Regions from separate parts of the Homo sapiens genome. Here region 2 is linked to region 1. Evidence: read pairs that join two places in POLR2A ChIA-PET (ENCODE). Cell type or tissue: CD4-positive, alpha-beta T cell. All regions are shown on one strand. Links, peaks and the distances in the headings refer to the core of each region. The heading gives the core; the rest is flanking DNA. Region 1 overlaps LOC105370866 (a long non-coding RNA gene). Region 2 overlaps RAB11A (RAB11A, member RAS oncogene family).

Region 1 (6,692 bases), core at 927-5,926:
TCTAGTGAACATTTCATTTTCAAAAAGTGACCATTTCCCTCTGCGGCTTGTCCAAAGTCATATACAGTACACCCAAAAGCATGAGAAGAGCTAGGACTAGAATCCAGATTCCTAGATTCCTAGTTTTTTAGTTTGTCTTTTACATAAATATCAATCGGTTCTTGGAATTCAGCATTCCAAACTCCCCATGAAATACACTGGATACATAGGAAAATCCTATTTTGGAGATGAAGAAACTAAAGCTCAGAAAGGCGTAATGAGTTTTCCCAAATCACATGGCTAGACGCCTTACAATCCCTGGGCCAATAGGCTTCTACCAAACCACACTGCCTTGTGGATTTTTAAAAAGTAAAATCTTAAATGCCATGTGCCTAGGCATAGAATTCATTCCCTCAATCTTTGTACTGTTATATACAATGCACTCTGCTAGTTGTCAGGAAAGATTACAAGACTATTTATTTTGTAAGACTAGATTTCTATTTTGCACGACTGAATATTGAACATTACCTAATTATTAGGGAAATGCATGTTTTTTGGTGGTTGATAGCTAGCAAGAAGTAAGTCTTGGTATACTACAACATTAGGAATATTTGTAAACTTTCACCTAAGGATGGGCTTCATTCAGATTCTTTACTGTTAATATATTACCCCATCCAGCTGGGTGCGGTGGCTCACATCTGTAATCCCAACACTGTGGGAGGCCAAGGCGCGTGGATCATGAGGTCAGGAGATCAAGACCATCCTGGCCAACATGGTGAAACCTTGTGCCTACTAAAAATACAAAAATTAGCCGGCGTGGTGGTGTGCCCCTATAATCCCAGCTACTCAGGAGGCTGAGGCAGGAGAATCGCTTGAACCTGGGAAGCGGAGGTTGCAGTGAGCCAAGATCGTGCCACTGCACTCCAGCCTGGGCGACAGAGTAAGACTCCATCTAAAAAACGGAAAAGAAAAAAAGAAAGAAAGAAAAAAAGAGTTCAGTGAAACTGGCCAAGTTGCATTAGAAGGAGAAAGTCAGTAGAGGTTAGTGTTGCAATCTGTAAATATACGTAAGGAATAGATCTAAGGAAGAAACTAAAAAAAGTAAGCAGAATGAAAGTATGGCCAGTAGTGAAACTATAATTTAGGGTAAGAAGTGGTTGCAGCTTTAGGAGAGTTTGCTGCTGGATTGTTTAGTTGACCCTTTATTTTACTTACTTAGGTTTGGTTTTATTTTTCTACAAAACGTATGCAAAGTCTAACACATTGCCTATGTAAATTTACTATGAACTACAAAATCTAATATAGAAGCTTTATTAGTACTTCAACTAAGGCACATATTTAAGAAAAAGCAGAATTTTAGAATGTTAGTAAGTCCTATGTCTAAAAACAATCAATGTAAAACAAATATTCATACCTAGAGAACACAGTGAAACTGTTTATAAGGAACTACCAAATGCAAAATAGACTCTAACTGATGTTATATAGAGTTTTCCAAAGCAACAGGGAAGTGGAAACCAGCACATTTGGGGATTAGAGTCTATTGGAAATAGTTACAGATGAAAGTTTTGGGAAAAATCGATAATGCCCACCCCAGTTCTCAGAACTGAGGAATTCAAAGAATTTGAATAACTGAAGCAGAAGTTCACATGGGTAAACAAGAATGCCATCTAGACTGGATGTAACTAAGCTGCTAACTAGAGTGGCTCTGAAAATATCTTCCAAAAAACTTTGCTCTTGTCACTACTGTCACTTTGAATTAAGAGAGAAAGATGTATGGCTTAAATGAGTGCACTGCCTGTGAGACAAGGTTTTGTTCCATATGTTAACCAGCTGTCGAGTAAAATTTGTCATTTTCCAGGACTGAAACAAGAAAGACACTAGTGATATATGTTTTGTTTGGAAGAGACTATGCAAAGCTTTGTACCATGATTATTAGCCTATCATTCCTAGGAAGCTTCATACCTGGGACCTAAGAAACCTCACTCAATATTTTTCTTTTTGGCCTAAATTTTTTGAAATAGGGAGTTACAATGCTAATTTTTTTCAAAAACTGTGCAGATACCTCTGGGAAACTTTTGTAAGGTCCTTTTAAAATATATATATATATTATATATATATAATATATATATATTATATATAATATATATAATATATATAAATATATATATAATATATATAATATATATAATATATTAAATATATATATAATATATATAATATATATATATAAATATATATATAATATATTATATATAATATATAATATATAATATATAATATATATAATATATATTATATATATAAATATATAAATATATAATATATATTTATAATATATATATAAAATATATTTATGTTATAAATATATAAAATATATTTATGTTATAAATATATAAAATATATTTATGTTATAAATATATAAAATATATTATATATATAAAAATATATAAATATATAAAATATATTTTATATATTTAAAATATATAAAATATATAAAAATATATAAAATATATATTATGTATATTTTATATATTTAAAATATATAAAAATATATATAAAATATATATATATATAACTTTAGCTGGGCATGGTGGTATATGCCAGTAGTCCTACCTACTGGGAAGGCTGAGGCAGGAGGATCACTTGAGCCCAGGAGTTCAAGGATGAAGAAAGCCATGATCGCACCACTGCACTCCAGTCTGGGTGACAGAGTGGGACCCTGTCTCTATTAAAAAACAAACAAACAAAAATCTATAACTTCAGAGGGAGTAGGAAAAGGAATTTTATTTTTAGCCAGCTGGGCATGGTGGGAGGCTCCTGTAGTCACAGCTACTTAGGAGGCTGAGGTGTGCCTGAGCCCAGGAGTTTGAGACCAGCCTGAGCAACATAGTGAAACCCCATCTCTAAATCAAGGAAAGAGAATTTTTGCATAGGATGAGGACTTGAGTAGAAGGCCTGGACATGAGGTAACTCATGGAAGGACTGTTTTTTTGTTGTTGTTTTATTTTTTTGTTTTGCTTTGTTTTTTGTTTTATTCACAACTGAGAAATTGTTAAGATATTAACAAATCCTAGTCCAGATTCAGGGATACTGGGGAGAAAACCCTGACTATTTTTTGTTTGTTTGCTTTTTAACTAACTACCTTCCTTCCACTCCAAAAACAAACCCAACTATATATTAATCATTCCCCGCTTTTGAGTATTTTATAATCAAGCCTATAATTGTTTGAAGGACAAATCAGCTCTTTTATTACACTACGTGTCACTCATTTTGTGAACAGTTGTCCCAGTTCTTAAGTACATAGTTTATAACAACCTATGTGTTTGTATAGGATGATTGTTAATTATCATCATCAAAAACATTCACATGTCTATATATATCCACACAAGTAGGCATTTACAAAGGAAATTCCAAAGACATATTCCCTTTCCTCAATCAGCCAATAATAACATTGACCCAAGACAATTAGTTTATGTGATAGATTTCTTGTTTCTCATTTTTATTCCTAAACCCCATCTCAAACCATGAAACCTCAAAAGGAATTGTGTAGGATCATATACCTTATTGGTACTCGATAAATGATGATCAACTGTTGTTATTCCATTCGTCTTCATAATTTTCTCATATTATAAAAAAGACAGTCATTTATTTATATGAGTACTTGCCTTTAATCCTGTTTTATCCTAAGCTGTAGAGTCTCTGCAGGAACCAACCACCTTAATCTTTATTAAAAACAGGGCTCATTCAGGGTAGAAGCTCAGAGAACTTATAATTTTTTTGTTTTACAGGCTCAGTGGCTCACACCTGTAATCTTTTTTTTTTTTAGATGAAGTTTCCCTCTTGTTGTCCAGGCTAGAATGCAGTGGCACGATATCGGCTCACTGCAACCTCCACCTCCCAGGTTCAAGTGATTCTCCTGCCTCAGCCTCCCAAGTAGCTGGGATTATAGGCCCGTGCCACCATGCCCAACTAATACTTTTATATTTTTAGTAGAGACGGGGGTTTCACCATGTTGGCCAGGCTGGTCTCGAACTCCTGACCTCAGGCGATCCACCCACCTCGGCCTCCCAAGTTGCTGAGAACCACCATGCCTAGCCACACCTGCAATCTCAACACTTTGGGAGGCTGAGGCAGGTGGATCACTTGAGCCTAGGAGTTCGAGACCAACCTGAGCAACATGGCAAAACTCTGTCTCTACAAAAAAATTTTTAAAAAAATTATCCAGGTGTGGTGGTCCACGCCTGTGATCTCAGCTACTTGGGAGGCTGAGGTGGGAGGATCACCTGAGCCCCAGGAGGTGGAGGCTACAGTGAGCCATGATTGTGCCACTGTACTCTAGCCTGGGCAAGAGAGTGAGACTTGTCTCAAAACAACAACAACAACCAAAAAAACTGGTTATTTACTAAAAGACCTTCATGTGAAAGTTACATAGAATACTTTTTCTCCTGGGCCAGGTGTGGTGACTCACACCTGTAATCCCAGAACTTTGAGAGGCTCAGGTGAGAGGACTGCTTGAGTTAAGGAGTTCAAGACCAGCCTGGGCAACATAGTGAAACCCCCATCTCTACTAAAAATGAAAAAGTTAGCTGGGCATAATAGTGTATGCCTATAGTCCCAGCTACACATGAGGCTGAAGATGGGAGTATTGCTTGAACCCAGGAGGTTGAGGCTGCAATGAGCTATGATAGCACCACTGCACTCCAGCCTGGGCAACAGAATGAGACCCTGTCTCAAAAATAAATAAATATATAAAGAATCCTTTTTTCTCCTAATCTCTCTCTCTCTCTCTCTCTGTGTGCTGTCTTCTCGGTTTGCAACAGTCACAGCAGCTATGTTACAACCACAGAACAAGGTTTTGCAACAGTATGGCCTTGAAATAGAATACTGCCCAGTTGAAAACTTAAGCAATCAAAATGGAATATATGAAACAATGCCTGCTAGACTTCATGTGTTGCTTCTTATTAAGGAAAGCTATTGCCTTTTTCAGGAGAATGTTACTCTTTAAGTGGCAGTTTACCCTCTTTATATCAGAGTTCTCAATTGCTGTACTATTCAGACATAGCAGTGCAACTAAGACATAATCCTGTTGTCTAAAGTGTTACTTTAGTCACTAAAATGCAGCTTCAGAAAATGTATGTGTGCAACTACTTGGTAAAAGTCATTGGTAAAAACTTACTGTAAATGTCTACGTACCTGAACTCCATCAGCATGTGAATTTAACAGCTGCAATAGTGCTCTGAAGCCAAAGCCTGTTTGTCAAAAATGTGTTAATCTCTTTCTCTCTCATTTTTTTTTTCAAGAGGCCTCATTACTCAGGCCCCAGATGACTTGCTTGGGTTTCAAAGTGTTTTCTTTTTCCTCAGTTTTGATTCTGATATGAAATTGAAATGATAAATAGCAGCATGTGGGCCACCCTGATACACTGAAAATTCTCCTTAGGCTACACATGGTTCATGATAACTGTGTAATATGCTGCCATTAGTACTGCTTATCTGGCCATCTCAAAATATTGTGTAAACACAGCATATCCACTCAAGGCCAGCCTAATGGGAGTAACTCTTCCACATTTTCTCCATTCCTACATGCATAAGGTTATTTTTAATGTGGAAACTTGAAGAATTTTTTTAAAGTTTTTTTTTCAGCAATTGTGGGTAGATTGCCCACCTTCTTATAAATGTCACACGCCGGTGGCCAACAGTTCAGTAATAGGGCTTTCCTAACCACACACAGTGCATCCAGCCAATCATCAGTCTCATGCTCTATCAAATAGTTTTAATCGTGTGACTGGGGGCACTATTTTAGGACAATTAGGTGAAACTGAACCCTCAGAATAAGCACGATTCTGGGGCAATATAGAATACCAGTTTCCTTTGCTCTTTTTTTTTTTTTTTCTATACAAGATTTTTGGTTTCTTGACTGGTTGGAATAACTTACTTTAGGTGATCTTGGCATTGGTTGAATTTTTCTATAAATTAAGATTTGTGTTAAGTAGTTTAATGGAAAGTCATGTACCGAATAAGCTGTTATAAGCACTCTTAAATCCTTCCTTATATAGCACTTGAAGCTGTGAGGAGTTACATAAAATTGTCTTCACTTAATCTATTTTGATTCATAGTTAATGAAAAGTGATTGTTCACTTGTTACATATAACAGGACCAAAGGATGGTGAAAATTTGACCTGAAAAGTGAAGAATCTCTTGCATTTGTGACAGTGTCTATATAATACAAAGAAAAGTGAAGATTTGATGTGTACTCAGTTCTAGTTATTTTGAGAAATGGGGAAAATTAGTCTGGACTTTGTGGTCTAAATTATTTCATTTGGATTGGTCTCTTTGGGTTTGACTCTTTACATTAAAAAAAATACTATTGCTTAAAAAAAATACTATTGCTCAAAAAAATGGCAGTGTGTCCATGTTGCTGATTCTCATCAGAAAAAGAAAGCAAATGAAAGCAACTATTGAAGTCTCCAGCAAGAATAAACAACCATGTATATTCCTCTTACATGCATTACAGAGCAAACGTAGTCATTCAACTTGCAGGAAAGAATCACACATTATGATTTTCATTTTGTTTTTCCCAGATTGAGGGAAAACTTTGTTTGGAAGTTTACCTGCATTTTAAAGCCCATTAATAAAAAGGATCTGGAGTTCAACTCTTATGAAGCTCACTATGATTCTTTAGCTAAAAGTTTCTTGGCTTAGCCTTAGACTTAT
Region 2 (5,000 bases), core at 1-5,000, 82 kb after region 1:
TATCAGAAAATTTACATTGTTACTTCAGAGTTAATTGTGTTGTTGGTTTCAGAATAGACCCATGGCATTCTTGACACCCATGAATTTGAAAGTGACTCCATGAGATGATTTTGCTGATGGTATTTTTTTAGAGGTAGTTTACTAGTATGAGAGTGAGACTGGTAGATTGCTCCGCCTCTGAATTTCAGTACAGCTTTGTCTTTTCTCAGGTTCACTAAAGGATGTTTTTAATACATACCTTTTACTTTTTTATTTTAACTTTGCATTTTGACAATTTCAAATTTAAAGAGGTTGAAATAATAGTAAAAAGAATTTGCAAATATCCTTCACCCATATTCCTCAGATGTTAATATTTTACCACATCTGCTTTGTCCTTTTCTTTCTCTTCGCTCTAAATATATACATATTTTTTCGGCACCATGTGAGATTAAGTGGCAGACATGATGACCCTCATCCTTGAGTACTTTTCAGTGTATATTTTGTAAAAACAAGGATATTCTCTTTTATAGCCACAGTATAATTATCAAAATCAGAGAGTTAGATAATAGTGCCACATCAGTGTTTAATTACAGACCTTATTCAGATTTTGCCAGTTGTTCCAATAATACCCTTATTAGCCAAAGAAAGTCCAAGATCAGGTCATGCGTTTCATTCAGCAGTCATATCTCTTTAGTCTCCTCTAATCTCGAACAGTTCCTCAATCTTTTGTTTATTGACCTTGACATTTTTGAAGGGTACAGTCCAGTTATTTTGTTGTGTACCTCATTTTGGGCTTTTCTGATTTCTTTCCTCATGATTAAACTCAAGTTATACACTTTTGGCAGGAACACCACAGAAGTGTTCTCAGTGCATCATATCAGCAGGTTTGTGATAATTGGATGTCCTATTAATTACTAGTGATGTTAACTTTGACCACTTGGTTAAGGTGATGTCTGCTAGGTTTCTCCATGTAATTAATATGTCCAGGATATCTTTTTAGCATGAACACTAAATTCTTTTTTTTTTCCCCTGAGTCTTGTTCTGCCAGGCAAGACTCTGCCTCCTAGGTTCAAGCAATTCTCGTGTCTCAGCCTCCCGGGTAGCTGGGATCATAGGCCTGAGCCACCATGCTCTCTAATTTTGTATTTTAAGTAGAGACCGGTTTTACCATGTTGGCCAGGCTGGTCTCTAACTCCTGGCCTCACGTGATTCGCCTGGCCTCCTAAAGTGCTGAGATTACAGGTGTGAGCCACCGCCCCTGGCCTTATTCTGCTTTTGGTATGTCAGAAAATTTCCATAAAAAAAAAGTTAGAGATGTATTAACTGAATTACTACATTTTCCAAAATTAAGAACTAATTTCTCAGAAGTTGAAAAACAGTAAGCTGTAGTCAACTGAATATGTAAACTAACAAAAACAGACAGCAAGTGTATCTTTTCTTAGATTCTTTTGTGGGGGAAGGGGAGTGGCTAAAATTTATGTCTGAGAAGGTTGACAGTGGTTCAAATGTGAAGAGGCATTAAGGAAAGACAACTAGGATTCAATAAAGACAGGCTACTAAAATTAAAATTAAAAAAAAAAAGGATATGGAATCTTTATTTAGATTTTGTTTCAATGAAAAAGGATGGGATGGGAGGGTGCCAAGGCTAAAGAAAAGGATTTACCTTTCAGTCATTCAATCAGATGAGTGGCTAAGGAATAAAGATAATTAACTTGCATCTTTAAGCTTTCCCTCTAGTCTCAAACTGGGAGGCTCTTCTTTTTCAAGTGTAAATTATGTGTGTAAATTAAGATGAAATATGTAACCCACTGTAAGTTTTAACTTCCTTATAAATTGTTTTGAAGATTAAATTAGGGGAACCAAAACAAAGAAAAGTTCTTACATAAAAAACAAATATATGTAAAACTGGAAGAGAGGGAAAGGCAGACTTCTCAAAGAACATAGAGAAGTAAATAATTAAAGAGATCTCATTACAAAGCAAGAAATTTGAGCAGTGTTGGTGTGTTACAAGTACAGCATACTGTTTTTTAGAAATAGATTACTGCTGCACTTACTCCAGTTACCAAAAAGGATGTCTGCTAATAAAAATGCCACCAAAGCAATAAAGAGTGATTGGCTTTAAGAGGTTCCACAAGTAATTTACATACTTAAGTCTCTTGTGGCTGGGTGTGTCATTAAAAAAAAAAAAAAACCAAACCAAAAACCTGATAAGAAAGTAGGAAGCAGGTAACTTCTAGCTGTCTGATTAGAGAAGGTTATTTCATTGGGAGTTTTGTGGGGGTGGGGGGGTATGCTAAACTAGATCTATTTCCTTCTTTCAAAGGCATGTTCTCCTTTAGAACCAAATGAATATACCAATTCCTATGCAGTCGCCCCCACCGTTTTTTTTTTTTTTTGGAGACAGGGTCTCACACTGTCCCCAGGCTGGAGTGCAGTGGTGCAGTCTCAACCTCACTGCTCACTGAGTGAGACTCTGTCTCAAAAAAAAAGGCATTCTCCTACATAATCACAATACCATATGTCGTATCCAAGAAATTTAACATTTATACAGTTTTTTTTTTTTTTTTTTGAGACAGTGTGCTCTGTTGCCCAGGCTGGAGTGCAGTGGTGCTATCTCACTACAACCTCCCCTCCGGGACAAGCGATTCTCCTGCCTCAGCTTCCCAAGTAGCTGAGACTACAGGCGGGTGCCACCCCACCTGGCTAATTTTTTTTTTGTATTTTTAGTAGAGACGGGGTTTCACCATGTTTGCCAAGATGGTCTTGATCTCCTGACCTCGTGATCCGCCCGCCTTGGACTCCTAAAGTGCTGGGATTACAGGCGTGAGCCACCTCGCTTGGCCCATTTATACAGTTTTTAATGTGCAATCCATATTCATATTTCTTCAGTATACTAATAATGTCCTTTGTAGATTTGTTTTTTAATTAAAAAATTCAAGATCCATTTAAAGATCACATGTATAGGAGCCAAGGGAAGTGTCCCTATTGCCCTCTGAAGGTTTGCTGAAAGCTATCTGATACAGCTTTGGACCTTTCACGAGGTCCAAACGATAGGTAGAGGTTAGGAAGAAAAAGAATCCTGCTTTATCATTTTTATATCATTTAGATTTCTCTTGTAGGAGATCTAAATAGAAACCTCTGAAAGTTTGCTGGAAAATCAACTCACAAAAGGCATTTTAATTGGAGAAAAGGCATACGAAATTTATTAACATGTACACTGTACACTGGTTTTCTCTGGGGAGAACCAGAGAGATGACCCACCTCCCAATGGCATTCAGAGGCTTATGCCATTCTGGCAAAACAGGTTATGGGAAGGAGGAGAAAAGGAATTCTGTTGAGGGGATTACTGGGGAGGATGAACGGATCAGTGGACAGAAATTAATTGGTACATTATCTCGTGAAAGAGTCTGTTTAAGTGTGGTTACATTCTTGATCTTACAGGGAGGGGAAGAAAAAACAATTGTCCCTTTTAGTGGGTCTGGATCTCAGGCAGATGAAGGAACTTCAGCTTCATCCTGTGCCAGGGAGAGAGGATGAGGGGGAGAAGGTCAGAGAGACCTTGAGGCTTCTTTAGTTCAGCATATCAAAACGCCATTTTGGAGTATGGGTTTCTGAGCCTTAACAGATGGAATTGTTTTGTATCTGGGATGTTGAATAAAGTAGCCACAGGTTACTATTGAGCACTTGAAATGTGGCTAGTTAGATGAGGAATTGGATTTTAAATTTTATTTAATTAAAATAGATGGCTACTCTCTTGGATAGCACAAATTTAGAACATTTATCCCCATCTCAGTCTGGATTTATCTCATTATTTCCTCATGATTAAATTAGTTTTAAATATTTTTGTCAGGAATACATGGTGTCCTTTATAGGAATACATTGTGTCTTTCCTAGTACATCGTATTAGGAGGCTAATTGTGTTAATTTGACACATTTTTAGAATTATCTTGCTTTTTGAGAGTAGTGTTTTTGGAGGGACAACTGGGAGAGTAAACAAAAATAAGGTACATTCTCTGTTCTTAAGGACTTTATAATCTAGTCACAGGGAACAACTTTTAGGCAGTGCAGTATAAGACCAAACGTGTTACATACAGATACTTATTGTGGAGGAATTTAGTGACATTCATGCGGTTATTTATTTATCACAACACATGTTATATGTTGCAGTACAGCAGTAAGACAGACACAGTTTTGATCCTTACAGAGTTTAACACTTAGTAAAAGAGGCAGACACTAAATTATTTTTGATAAGTGTCATGAAATAAAAATAGAGTTTACATATAACATCTTAAGTTGCCTATTTTGTATCATTCTTTAATTACAATTTAAGTTTTGTTCAGGAGGTCACTGATAAACACATTATCTTTTTTTCCCTTCCAAGAATCGTTTGGGATTTTAGCATGTTTGTTAAGATGTACTCTGCCGAATGCGTCTGATAGTGCAAATTTATTTATTTTTTGTGTGGTACAATGTCATTGTGTGTAGGCAATTTTTGTTTGTTTGTTTGTTTTTTGGGGTAAAGGTAGACTGAAAATACTCTTATGGTTTACTTTGAATCTAAGTCCATAAACAATGTAATGCTATTGGCTTACCTCTTTTTTTTTTTTTTGAGACCGAGTCTTGCTCTGTTGTCTAGGCTGGAGTGCAGTGGCACGATCTCATCTCACGACAACCTCCGCCTCCCGGGTTCAAGTGATTCTCCTGCCTCAGCCTCCCGAGTAGCTGGGATTACAGGCACCCACCATCATGCTTGGCTAATTTTTGTATTTTTGTAGAGACAGGGTTTCACCATGTTGGTCAGGCTGGTCTTGAACTCCTGACCTCAGGTGATCTGCCTGGCCTGGTTTACCTCTTTAAACAAAGATTTATTTGACTGGTGAACCTTTCCCTCTGACATGGAAAAACCTTTGTTTCTTTTCTTACCCAAAGGGCAATTGTTAAAATAAAGGGTTGAATCTAATCAGTGGCTGTTTGAAAATAAAACTTTAAATTTATGTATTCTCTGTTCAGTTTCCTTAGGG

The links. Peaks named below come from ENCODE experiments on the same cell type or tissue, not always from the same donor. Only the 100,000 strongest peaks of a DNase experiment are listed, where the experiment ranks them.
Region 2: POLR2A ChIA-PET joins it to region 1 with 5 read pairs; 9 of 35 experiments call an interaction of 5 or more read pairs at or near these places.

Annotation. Positions count from the first base shown.
Region 1 is chr15:65,799,865-65,806,556 of GRCh38, forward strand. The region is part of intron 1 of LOC105370866 (a long non-coding RNA gene); the gene reads left to right. Among named protein-coding and RNA genes, the nearest start is that of DENND4A, 11 kb to the left of the region's middle. In CD4-positive, alpha-beta T cell, for the core only: no CTCF peak of the experiment used is centred there; no DNase peak of the experiment used is centred there; H3K27ac peaks cover 450 bases.
Region 2 is chr15:65,882,604-65,887,603 of GRCh38, forward strand. All of the region lies in intron 4 of RAB11A (RAB11A, member RAS oncogene family), which reads left to right. Among named protein-coding and RNA genes, the nearest start is that of RAB11A, 16 kb to the left of the region's middle. In CD4-positive, alpha-beta T cell, for the core only: no CTCF peak of the experiment used is centred there; a DNase peak (open chromatin) is centred at 2,218; H3K27ac peaks cover 270 bases.